Regions from separate parts of the Homo sapiens genome. Here region 2 is linked to region 1. A link is a contact called in ENCODE Hi-C data. All regions are on one chromosome and are shown on one strand. The core of a region is the stretch at or near the end of the contact, and the rest is flanking DNA. Distances in the headings are between cores, read along the strand shown. Region 1 overlaps SHROOM3 (shroom family member 3). Region 2 overlaps LOC105377296 (a long non-coding RNA gene).

What was found. A loop is a pair of places that touch in the nucleus more often than their neighbours do. Pooled maps may share reads with other maps.
Region 2: a map with no recorded cell type shows a loop between it and region 1 (5-fold over the local background). The contact joins two enhancer-like sites. A Hi-C loop is called at or near these places in 4 of 37 single-sample maps with no recorded cell type and 3 of 50 pooled maps.

What each region holds. Positions count from the first base shown.
Region 1 is chr4:76,598,253-76,604,962 of GRCh38, forward strand. The region is part of intron 2 of SHROOM3 (shroom family member 3); the gene reads left to right. Among named protein-coding and RNA genes, the nearest start is that of MIR548AH, 26 kb to the left of the region's middle. Within about 2 kb of position 3,684, at least 3 of the 41 ENCODE cell types and tissues checked have a DNase peak (open chromatin) inside an H3K27ac peak, as active enhancers do.
Region 2 is chr4:77,576,259-77,582,968 of GRCh38, forward strand. It overlaps LOC105377296 (a long non-coding RNA gene), which reads right to left. Exons shown (of 7, transcript XR_938912.3): 7 at 4,628-5,784. It also overlaps a transcript of CXCL13 not described here. Among named protein-coding and RNA genes, the nearest start is that of CXCL13, 26 kb to the right of the region's middle. Within about 2 kb of position 3,578, at least 4 of the 41 ENCODE cell types and tissues checked have a DNase peak (open chromatin) inside an H3K27ac peak, as active enhancers do.

The sequences.
Region 1 (6,710 bases), core at 2,434-4,933:
CCTGACCTCGTGATCAGCCCACCTCGGCCTCCGAAAGTCCTGGGATTACAGGCGTGAGCCACCACACCTGGCCAAAAAATCTATGATTATAACAGTCATGCTATGATGAAGCTTTTCTGGCAGCATAGAAAAGATGAAAGCTTCTTGTAGGAGGATGATTGTCTTGATCTTTGGAAAGATGAACAGGCATTTGGTAGATGGATTTAGTGAGTGAAGACATTCTAGCTAGACAAAGTAGCTTACACAAAGACAGAGAGGTACTCAAAGAGAACCTTAAGTCAGGGCTGCAGGGCTGATGGCACACTTGTGACCTGCTAAAAGTCAAGGTGGAGATGGGGTAGAGGTGGCCAGGAAGTGGGGAGCAGGGGCTAAAATTCAGCCCGTGCTTCGCCCCCTGGTGCAGCTGTATCCACCTGGAGGAGGTGTCTTTTTCTGGTTTGACAAGGGGCCACGTGGGCAGGGGGTAGCCCTGTCTGAGTGTATTTAGTATTCTTTGACTAAAGAGTGTATGTGAGGATGCTCATGAGTTTGAACAGAACCCAGAAAGGTGATGGGACATTAATAAATAATTAAAAGGCAGAGTAGTGACAAAATCGGACTTGTGCTTACGAAAGACCATTCTGGCTGCATTTTGGGAGGTGGTTTTCAAGATGTTAAGTCTGAAGGAAAAGAAACTAGTGAGAAAAGGCTGCTCCAGGTGAAAAATAATGGGGGCCTGAATGACAGCTGTGGGAGGGGAAGGAAAGGAAGTGGTGCATTGAATATCCAGAAGGTACAGCAGGTAGACTTGGTGACGGGCTGGCTGCTTGGGTGCAGGGGTGCAAGGCGAGGAGGATGACTCCTAGGGTTTTAGCTTTAGCAGCTCAGTGGGAGATTATCACATCCCCGTAAAGATCAATAAACCCAAGAACTTTGCCATAGTGTGTGCTGAGGTGTTACCTGTTGAATAATAACAATAAAAGCGTTCTTTATATAATCACGGTGGTTAAAGAGTAAGAGGAGGGCTTCAGTAGTAGCTTTTGAGACAGACGAAAAACACCTTGATCCTTAGTTGTGTCCCTTCAGAGAATGAGCAATTGATATGAAAGGAAACTGTAGGATCTTTTGCGTTGTGATCCCATTCAAGCACAGCAAAATCCCCTGTAGTGGATAATCTGCCCATTCAAGATAGGTCAGAGAGTAATGCCCAGCTGCAGAAAGCTAGTTCATCTCCTTTATTCTTTCTTTCAAGATGAAAATAATATAAATCTAGGGTATCTTAAACCCTTTCTCATTGTTTTTGGAGAAAGCAGTTTTTTGTTTTGTTTCTGATGGTGGACATGGCAGCAGCATTCTTTCTGTCTCCCTGTGCTCATCATGACGGTGTCCTAGCACAGGCTTTGAAGTTGAATGGTCCTGGGTTTGAATTCCTAGTTCATCACCATCTGTCACTTTGGGCAGAATACTTATCTCTGTGAACCTCATCTGTAAAATGTAGGGAAATACAGTTTCCTCATGGAGCTGTTACGAGGGTTAAGGAAAGTGGAGTGCTTGGCATAGGACCTGCAGGCCACATGCTGGTCACAAGTGGTGGCTGTGGAAATGGACTTTGTTGGTGCTACTGTACTTGTTATTAATGCCAGTGTTCAGATATCAAGAAAAGATATGGCACCTGGAATCCCAGCACTTTGGGAGGCCAAGGTGGGAGGATTGCTTGAGCCCAGGACAACATAGCGGACCCTATTTCTAAAAAAACATTTTTTTTTTAAATTAGCCAGGTGTGGTGGCACAAGCCTGTTAGTCCCAGCTACTCAGGAGGCTGAGGTGGGAAGATGGCTTGAGCCCAGGAGGTCAAGGCTGCAGTGAGCCATGATTGTGCCACTGTACTCCAGCCTGGGTGACAGAGTGAGACCCTGTCTCCAAACAAACAAACAAACAAAAACCCAAAAAATAAACAACCAACTTGCTTTTGCAGCCTTTGATTATTCCTTGGGCCTGCATCTATTAGATGCTGATTGTATATCACGTTGCCTTCTTTATGGGTTAACCTGAGGAGAAAGAGTTCCATGCCACGTGAGTCAAAGAGTAGGTTATATACATGGCTTGCTCCTTCCTGATGTGTCTTGAGATACTGTGCTGATTATGCTTGGGACAGAGAAGCATACCATTAGACTATTGAAATCACTGGAAAGAAAGCAGAAAACTGTGGTACTTTCAGCTTTCACATGATCAAGGTGTTTTCCTAGGATACAATAGGCCACTGAAGCTACACTTGATATTACATTAATAATTCAATAAAGCACATTAATTAACTACCAGTCCATGGCTTCAGCAGCTAATAGCACCTAAAGAAAATGTACTTCAACTTTCTTATCAAGAAATGGTCTTGATAAGAGACCGGGTGACTGTAACTTTGGTCATTGCTCTGGAATGTTCCTGATGGTGCTGCCAGTTTTCATTGCCCATAGGTGCAATATGGAAATTTTTATAAATGCTCTCATTTGATGCTTTTACAGATTAACAACATTTTTATATTGTATTGTAACTGAAAACAAACGAGTATTTTTCTTATCTCACCTGTAGAAAAGGGAGTGGTGAGAATTCAGGAGTTAATATTGTAAAAATACCTGAGATAAGAAATACATGTTTAAGTATTACTGGTTTTGATTGCCACTGAATCCTCATGAAGCAACCACAAAAATCAAACAGAATCAGGGACTAGGAAAAGTGGAAAGTCTGTATTTTTATACTACTCTAAAATCTATTAGGTTGGTGCAAAAGTAATTACAGTTTTCGCAATTACTTTAACGGCAAAAGCCACAATTACTTCTGCACCATCCCATGCCTTTGAGAAGGAAGATAAGTTTTCAGAGTGTTTAAAATTAGCCACCCATAGTTTGCTGTAAAACAGAAATAAAATTTGGTGACAGTTAAAAATTTACATCAGTGGTTCTCAGCTAGAGGCGATTTCCCTCCAGGGGACATTTAACAATATCTGGAGACATTTTTAGTAGTCACAACTGTGTGTGGTGTGGGGAGGGGGTCGTGCTACTGGCATCTAGTGGGTAGAGGTCAGAGATGCTGCCAAAATCCTGCAATGCACAGGAAAGGCCCCCCAGTAGAGAATTACCTGGCCCCAATTGTCAGTAATGCCAAGGCTGAGAAACACTGAGTTAAATAACAGCTGTTGGGAGCTTCTACCACTGGACTGTCTCTTTCAGCAAGAAATTAGCCATCCTGTTAATTGAAATTATTTTCCTCAGGTTATGTAAGGAAAATATACTCCTTTGCTTTCTTTTTTATTTATTTATCGTCCAGGCTGCAGTGCAGTGGCGTGATCTCAGCTCACTGCAACCTCCGCCTCCCAGGTTCAAGCGATTCTCCTGCGTCAGCCTCCTGAGTAGCCGGGACTACAGGTGCGCCACCAAGCCCAGCTAATTTTTTGTATTTTTAGTAGAGACAGGATTTCACTATGTTGGTGGCCAGGCTGGTCTCGAACTCCTGACCTCAGGTGATCCATCCACCTTGGCCTCCCAAAGTGCTGGGATTACAGGTGTGAGCCACGGCGCCCAGCCTTACTCCTCTACTTTCTTATAGGTTTAGTCTGGACTATCTTCTTTATATATAGCTCTCAAATTGTCAGACAATTCAGTCCCCAAAGTCCTCAGGCCAGATGCTTGAAAGATTGTGACTGCAAAAAAACAACAACCAGGTTGATTCAAGGGTTCACTTCTCAGCTGATTGGTTCAGCACTCTGTGGACACACAGCTGTTTTGTGGTGATAAAGAGAGCAGAAGAACGAAGTTGGTTGAGGAAATGCCTTCACATTTCAACACTCCCCTTCAAGGAAAGGGAAAGCTGGCTTTTCAAATACTTGCCAAGTGTGAAGCCATCCAGGAGCAATTACAGAACGTTCCTTTCAATCTTTCTCCTCTGTTTTCCTTGACTTATTTTATGAACTATTTATTGAATACTTACCATCCCAATCCCTATGATAAGTACTGCTCCTAATACAAAGAAAACTCAAATGATTTTAAGAATAACTAAAAAAAAATTACAAAGTCCTGTAGGTCATCACCTACAGGAAAAAGAAATGTTGGACAAAGGATTTCTCTCCTAGATTTTATGTATTTATATCTTACAACATATAAAGTTAAGTCCACATTTTTCTATGCATTTGTCTATTGAAAACTGTTAAAATACAGAAATTTATAATAAATGATACAGCCATATGTTAATTTTCTTGATTTTTTTTTTCGTTAGAATTCTTTTGCTTTATCTTGAAAGATTACCCAGTTCTGGGGCTTACTAGTGGCAATATATTGATATATAGTAGGCAAAATTAAATTTAATTACAATAAATAAACTTCATTATATGAAATAGGTTGGTGTTAAATTGGATCTCTCTTGGTCCAGCCCTAGGAAAACAAATTACTTTTCATTATGATAAATGTGAATGTATCTCCAGATACTTCAGTGGAACTCACTGTATAAATACGACAGAAGAGTTAGGAAGGTGGACCCTGGAGCCAGACTGCCTGGATTAAAATCCTGGCTCTGCCACTGACACTCTGTGACCGTGCAACCTTAGACAGATCACTTTCCTCCTGGTGCCTCGGTTTCCTTATCTTCAAAATGAGGATAACAGTCATAGTATTTTTCTTAGAAGGTGATTATAAGAATTGAATGAGTTATGCATGTAACTAGCACATAGTAAATGCTCAAGATACATTATTTTTATTGTCATCATTATTGTTGCATTGTATTTTATTTTTCTGTATTTGTACTAAAGATGGACTGATCGATAGACCCATTGCAGCTTTCCCAAGTGTAATGTGGTATAAAGGCACTTAATTCTGATTCCACATGTTCCTGGAGATAGTTATCTTTTAAAAACACATACTTGGCTGGGCGTGGTGGCTCACACCTGTAATCCCAGCACTTTGGAAGGCCGAGGAGAACGGATCATGAAGTCAGGAGATCGAAACCATCCTGGCTAACACGGTGAAGCCCTGTCTCTCCTAAAAGTACAAAAAATTAGCTGGGTGTGGTCGCACGCACCTGTAGTCCCAGCTACTTGGGAGGCTGAGGCAGGAGAATCACTTGAACCCGGGAGGTGGAGGTTGCAGTGAGCCAAGATTGGGCCACTGCACTCCAGCCTGGGCAAGAGAATGAGACTCTGTCTCAAAACAAAAACAAACAAACAAACAAAAACCCACAAACAAAAAAAAACCGTACTTTGCAACTAACAGGACATCTATTGATTGATTTATGATCAAAGCCTCTGACTTTCTATGTAGTATGACCATATAAAGTAATGGAATAAGACCACCATCTTGTATTCTTTCTTTTCTTCTTCTTTTTTTTAATATTTTAAGTTCTAGGGCACATGTGCCCACATGCAGGTTTGTTACATAGGTATACATGTGCCATGTTGGTTTGCTGCACCCATCAACTCGTTATTTACATTAGGTATTTCTCCTAACACTATCCCTCCCTCAGCCCCCAACCCTGCAAAAGGTCCTGGTGTGTGATGTTCCCCTCCCTGTGTCCATGTGTTCTCATTGTTCAACTCCCCTTATGAGTGAGAACAAGCATCTTGTATTCTTTTTTTTTTTTTTTTTTTTTTGAGATGGAGTCTTGCACTGTCTCCCAGGCTGGAGTGCAGTGGCGCGATCTCAGCTCACTGCAACCTCTGCCCCCCTGGTTCAAGTGATTCTCCTGCCTCAGCCTCCCGAGTAGTTGGGATTACAAGCACCTGCCACCCCATCTCTTAGTAGAGATGGGGTTTCACTATGTTGGCCAGGCTGGTCTCAAACTCCTGACCTCATGATCCGCCCACCTCGGCCTCCCAAAGTGCTGGGATTACAGGCGTGAGCCACTGTGCCCGACTGCATCTTGTATTCTTAAGCCTGTAGAGCATCTCAGTCTTCAGGCAGCCAAGGACATTTATTAGAATTGGAGCCTCTGGCTGCCTTGGAAGAGGATGTTTTCAACACTTTTAGCCTGTTGTAATACTTGGGGGCTACTGGTTGATTGTGCTTTAAAGGATGTTGATATCAAATATGGTCTGGCTATATTTATGCCAAGTTGCTGACATGTTGTATAATATTTATTGTTCCTAATGCATGATAGGATCAAAATGCTGTACACAAACAGGTAAAGATGGTTTTGCAGCTTTGGGTTTTCAATTTATTTTCTAGAACATGTCTCACTTGCTTTCCTACATAAAGACACATGATTGCTTTTGAGCTTAACTAAATTTAGTGTGGTATCTAAGTTGTCTGTGTGTTATTCTGGTGAACAAAGGCACTTGATCAAAATGATCTCTTCAAAGTTGGAATGCCTTCATTAAAATGTTCAAATGGTAACCGTCCACCTGAAGGATGCCATGAAAATATTAGAAATCATTGTTTTTTAAGCATTGATGTTGATAATTGTTAGACAATGTCTGAAACTTTTGAAATCACAACCATCTAAGGCAGTATAGGAAACAGAAATAGCAGGGATGTTGAAACACTAAAATAGTAAGTTTTGTAAGACAAAAGTGACCTTGCGTTCAAAATAAGATTTCTAGGAATTTATTCTGTTGATTTTAGATTGAATTTGTAGTAAGTAAACAATTAGCTGACTATATAAGGCTAAGGAGTTACTTATCTATGAAACCAAAAATGTGAACTAGTTTATCTGTAGGGTCCATTTTGTCTCTAAAATGCCAAAAATCAATCTAA
Region 2 (6,710 bases), core at 2,328-4,827, 980 kb after region 1:
TTTTGCTTGGAACATTGCTGATCCTTGCTTTGTTCTTCAGAGTCAAGGAAACTTATTTTGAGCTATTTATGGCCTTTAATAATTGAGTAAGTTATACTCCTGTGACCAAAATTTGGGGCATATTTGTCTCTCTCTGCCTGGCTTCTCCAGAATTTGGAAACTACTTGCAAGTATTCTTAACTTATGGCAATATAATTGTTTGCATCAGTGCAACAAGAATCCACTTTCTTGCAAAGCTGATAAAAGCCCCTTGGGAAAATTGGCCTCATACCTTGTTTACACCATCCTTGTCCAGGGTTCCTGACCTGTGGTAAGTGAAAAATGTCACTTTCTGACAGGTCCAGGAGCTCCAGGTTTATCTTGGGACCTTAAGAGGAGAGGATTACCCAGCTCATAGGTATTTGATGGCAAAAACCCATGGATGGGCTCAGCTTTAAAAAGTCCTATCTGAGATTCCTTGTGAAACAGAGTTCCATCAAAGTCAATCTAAAAGGCTTATGTAAAAATAATTATTCTTGCTGCACTGTACACAAATAATCAGGCCAAGTATAAGACTTATAAGCCTAAAGTCTATTTTGCAAACAACTCCGTCCTATCATGATTTGTTTTTAGCAGAAATGAGGACTGGAGAGAGAGAAATTATGTTTCCAAACTTATCATACATTTGTCATTAAATTCCAGACTCATTAGTTGTTTTAAAGTTTTTGCCTACATCTTAGACTAACCCTGCTTATTCCCGTGAACAATCCAGTGACCTCTGACTGCAGCTCAGAAGGAACAAAAGCATAGATAGCTTTTATGGGTAATGTAAAAATCTGGATCAATATTCTAATTCTGAGCAATTATCCTGCAAATCTTGCCAGGTGATGGGAAAAAATAGGATGACCATCACCTGGAGGTTTTCTTTTTGGGAGGTAAGAGCAAGGAAGCTAACCAAAGCCAAGCATCATGCACCCAAATCTTAGCAAGCCTCCTTAACCATAGCCACCAGTTATCTGGGTGTGTCACAGGTTGTCCTTTAACCTGCCTTGTTGGAGGAGAACTCAATTCCATAGCTTCACCTTAGCATTTGGATTATAATAAGGAGTTCATCCAACCCCCACCAAGACACATTTTTGGTCCCAAACTCAATTCTAAGCTTTGAGTTGAAGCCCTAAGAAAGAAAACTAGATCTGAGGGGTCCGGAGGCAGACAATAATGGAAGTTAAAAGGCACAGTGCAGGTGAGTGTGACTAATTCCTGCCAATTAAGCCAAGCTTCCCATTTCATGGATAAAGGTCATGCTAGTATCCATGGCATAAATGAGGTCTAGGAAATGCAAATACTATTGACAGCAGTGGAGGTAGGACGTACATGGGTCAGAGTGGATATTCCCACCACCTAGGCCTTTCCATTAATATGAGTGAAAGCCACTTTGATGCCCATGAGTAGCAAGCACCCTGTAATGGTCACTGGGACTCAGGGATATAAGAACAGAAGAAAGAAAGAGGAATATCTCACTTTCTCTCCCTCATGTACCTCGGGTATTTGCTAGGAAGAGAAGGGAACCAGGGAGACCTGCTCCCTTCTTTCTAGATGAGTAGCTATTCACCTTCAGACTTTACCCCTTTCGGATGCATCCTGAACCCCTGGGACTCCTTTGAAAAAACCTCCTTTTTTCCTTCTTCCTCCTCTGTCCTCACTTCACTGATAGGTAATCATGTCTCCATACTATGCGACACTCCCCTCAGATGCATCCTCCAAACTGGGAAAACTCAATTTCCCAAACCTTAAACTGGTTGGCTTAGGATTGGGCCTGGGGAATGGAACCCAGAAGACTGACATCCTGGCAAAAGGGTAAAAGTCCTTTTTTACCAGTCAGGATTTTGGCCTCCCTCTCCCTGTGCAAACTGGTAAAAGGCCTCAGGATTCTTGAGCTGACTTTATCCACCCCCCTTGTTTTATTTTGATATATGTTTCCTAATAACCTGGTTTGTCTATTCTCACCTTTAGACTATCAAACTCCAAACAGTCATGCAACTGGAGCCACAGATGATGGCCCTGTTTGCCAGGGACCCTTAGATAGCCCTCTGAGGGAGCTCTGACTTCTGCCTTCCCAAAACAGCGCCCCCTGTCAGCAGGAAGCAGTTAAGATCAGCCTTCATTCTTATCCTTATCTTTGTTCTAATAGCAGTTAAGTGTACTTCTTTAGGCAGGGAATGATAGATGCAGGAGGCAGATAAGGGGAAGGGTCCCTGGAGAATCTCTGAGCCACCTGTGCACTGGGAGAATGGGGTGGAGCCACGAGAATTTCATGCCTTCTGTAGGGGGAAAGAGTCTGACCTCTTCAGGTCATGTGTGGTGGCCTGGAATCAATCTGTGAGGTGGGGGCCTGTTAGCAGGACACCCTCTCACTGTACTGAGAGTTTTTCTTTTTTCTTTTTCTCTCCTAATAAGTTCAACCCTACCCACCCTTCAATGTGTCCATGTGCCTAATCTTTCCTGGTTGTGTGACAAGAACCCAGTTTTAGCTGAACTAAGGAGCAAAAATTCTGCAACAGCATTCTTATTCTCTGGTCTCTGCAGCATAATCACACCCCCAAATTTTACCTGGTATAGAATCATGTAGAATAAAGCTGATGGTTTCCAACCTCTCCTGCAACTGAATATGGCTTGATAACTACATCTGGCCAGTAAGATGTAAGCAGAAGTGTCGCATAGCAGTTTCTGAGACCGAAGGTGCATTTTGAACTTCCTTCATCATCTTTTCTTTGATCCTGCCCCAGCAAATGAGAACTTGAGGCTGGAACTCCAGCCACTGCAAGGGCTACACTCTGAGGATGGCAGAGCAGTGAGGCCATAGGGCCTTGAGTGCCTGGATTGTGGAGAAGAGCTGCCATCAGCTGTGGATGGTCTCCAAACTGACATTTGTTGGGAAATGCCCCACTGTCTCACTGAAGGCACCCACATTTTGGCCCTCAGCTACTCATCCAATTCTAACTAATGTCAATTTATACAAACAAAATGCTTGCTTTCCCCCCAACCCCCAGAGGCTCTTAAGGAGTCAATCTCTGGGTGGAATTTTGGAAAGCTGAATAAGGACCATTTTCCTGATGAGGAAGTGTTGCTGCTGTTGCTCACCCCACTAAGGATGCAGGCCGTTTGCCTCCCAAAGGTTGTCCTTTAATTCAATTACAGCCTCAACACTTTGTGAAGTGACCCTCTCCAGACTGAATTATATTCTAATTAGAAAGTTAAGGTTTTCTCAATGTATTATGCTATTGGAGTCCCCAGAAGTCTAGTAATCCCTATTAGCTATGTGTCTGACTCATACTGCATATTTTACAGACACTCCTCTACTCTGTGGTTTTACTAAAAATTCCAAAGTTGTGTCTCCCTGGCATGCTGTTAAGGACCTTTTATTTTTTTTAATTCTGATGAGTGCCAAGCCCTAGAAATTAGACCTGCTACCCCTTTAAAAATGATGTACTCAGCTACCTGAAAATGCTCTGCTTCTTTGCAGAGAAGGTTTTAGATCAATCTCTTTAGTACAAGCAAATAACCCCAAATGTGTTAGCGCTAAGCACTCAGGGAGCCTTAGATTATTCTGCTTTTTTGCCTGTTATGAGCAATGCTGGTGACTAGAACCAACGACTTACTCAAGGGTAACATCCTGAAAAATAGCTATGCCAATCCAGGGTGATATTTATCATTCCTAACCACAGGCCAGGCATAGACACAGAGAGTCAGATCAGACCTTGGCTGTGTAAACCACTGATATAGCCAAACTGTACAAACCAGCTGACTATCAGCCAGGTGCAGGTTGATTATTAAAACTAAGGGCTCTTGACTTGGAATGGCAAGAAAGTGGGAAGGGGATGAATGGTGAGAAATTATTTAATGGGTACAATTACATTATTTGAGTGATAGATACACTAAAAGCCCTGACTTGACTGCCATGCAATCTATGCATGTAACAAAATTTCACTTTTAAACCTACAATTTTATACAAATAAATTTTAAAATAAAGAATATAGAATATATATTTTTTAAAAAGACAAGTTTTCTTTCTTTTTTTTTTTTTTTTTTTTTTTTTTTTTTTTTTTTTGAGATGGAGTCTCTCTCTTTCACCAGGCTGGAGTGCAGTGGTGCAATCTTGGCTCACTGCAACCTCTGCCTCCCGGGTTCAAGCAATTCTTCTGCCTCAGCCTCCCAAGTAGCTGGGACTACAGGCACCCACCACCACGCACAGCTAATTTTTGTATTTTTAGTAGAGACGGGGTTTCACCATGTTAGCCTGGATGGTTTCCATCTCTTGACCTCATGATCCGCCTCCATCAGCCCCTCAAAGTGCTGGGATTACAGGTGTGAGCCACCATGCCCAGCCGGGCTCTTATAAAGCCTTCAGGATTTATTTCTGGCTTTTCCTTTCCTTTATTTCTGGAGGATGGTTTTTAGCCTAGACACCCTCTCCTCCCCTCCCCTCCCCTCCCCCTCTCCTCCCCTGTCTTCCCCTCCCCTCCTCTCCCTCCTTCCCCTCTCCTGCCCTCCTCTCCCCTTCTCCTTCCCTCCCCTCTCCCTCTCTTCTCCTCCCCTCCTCCTTTCCCCTCTCCCTTTTCCTCTCCTCTTCTCCTGTGATGAGACCCCCTGGCCTTCCCTTTCACTGAGATTAAAATCCCTCCAAATTTTTCACATTCTCACTTCTTTACTTGAAAACAAAAACAAAAAAAAACCTATCCCCTAAGTGAAATATGCCAGTCACAGAAGACTACATTTTACACAATTTCATTCAAATAAAATACAGAATAAGCAAATGTATAGAGAACGTAGGTTAGTGGTTGCTTGGGGTTGGGGGAGTGAGGAAATAGGGGAGTGATAGCTAAAGAACCCCCAGGTTTCTTTTTGAGGTGATGAAAATTTTTTAAATGCTCTGTGGTGATGGTTACACATATCTGGAAATTTCTAAAAGCAGTTGAATTGTACACTTTAAATGGGTGAATTGTATTTGTAAATTATATATCAATAAAACTGTTAAATGCCATTCAAGCAAGTATGATCTAGAGAAATATGTGCTAAAATACAAGTTACCAAGTGGTTGCCAATTGACTGAATATTGGCTATTTTGTTGGATTAACGTTGTTTAAAACAGTTGTCAAAGTTTAAAAATAAAGAAATCTCCCACAAAAATCCAGCTTTTTGCCATCAGAATCTCTGGTATCAATGGCTCTATATTCCTGCATGGGGAGAAGTGCCTGGCTCAAGGGATCTTGGGATCCCTTCAAATGAGACCTGAGTTCTTCCAGGAACCACCTCTTGCTAAGATTTGACTTAATTATTATACTATTACTCCCCATAAGAGTTAGCATCCTCCAAACTAGATCCTTTTTAATTCAACAAATACGTATTGAGTATGTATTAGGTGCCATGTACCTTCTCTCTTTCCTCCTATCTGAGGACAAAAACCTCCCAAACCTCTACAATCTTTTCCCACTATCCTCTCCCCCATTAGCCTATAGACCTTTTCTGGTCTTTCTTATCATAAAAATTGTCAGCCAATTAAACAATCTTCTGTTGAATCCGCTGCTTTCTGAAGTCAGCTGTCTCATCTCTTGCATTCATTTCAAGCATAATCTATGTTCACTGGCATTTCTTTGCCTCCTACTCGTTGAACTGGTTGCAATTTTGGTTTCTATTACTCTACTGAAACTCTTCTATTAAAGTTCACTAAAGGAGAGTAGTGAGTCATCAAATCCAGTGCCCTTTTCCTCAGTTCTCACTTTCCTCAATGCTTTGCCTTTTTTCGGCCTGGAAAACATAGAAAAAAATGGAAAGAAAAAAAACATCATTCTATTCTCCTAATATAAAAATTTAAAAAGTCGGTGGAAAGTGGATTTTCTCTTGTTTTTCCCAGACAGAGCTCTTCTGATCTTTTGTAGATCTCCCTCAAGGATGAATACCCCCTCCCTCTATACATTGGAGCTGACCCACTCATTCAATAAAGCTGGGCCCTGTGGACAAACAAAGCCTCTGTCCTCATGGAGTCTATAGTCTGGTGGCATATTGGATGAATATATAATTACTAACTGGGCAGCACTCCAAGAGAGACAGTATGATTCTTAAGAGACCATGCAATAACAAAGGAAGGTGACCTAGATCGGGTAGGCAGTGGGATCAGGGGAGACATTCCTGGGGAATTTATGTTTGTCCAGTTCATTTCTACTCATCCTTTGCTTTTCTTCTCATAGAAAGTGAGGAGAGAGAGAGCAAGAGCAAGGGCAAGAGAGTAAATTCCAGGCAGAAAAATAAAACCAGCGTGGGGGAAGCTTGACGTAGGAACTAAGAGAATACAGAAGGGGAGAGTGGTGAAAGATGAGTCTAGATAAATCAGACGGGATCTTGCAGGTCATGGTAAGAGGTTTGTTATCCTAAAGCCAATAGTAAGACATGGAAAGTTAAAAGCAAGGGAGATAACATGATTACTTCAACATATTTTTTAAAAATGCTTCTGCTGCAATATGAAGAATTGGTGCAGGGGGCCAGGGAAGAGACAGGGATTCTAATTAGTAAGTTATTGACAGAGGGTAGGTAAGAGTTGGTGGTTGTTACCAGATTCCAACATATGTAGACAATGAAATCAACAGAAGGAATGTGGACTTTTGGAACACCAACCAAACTCAGAAAATTTCAAGGCTTTCCTCCATTCCCTCCAAATTCAAGAAGAAGGTACTCAT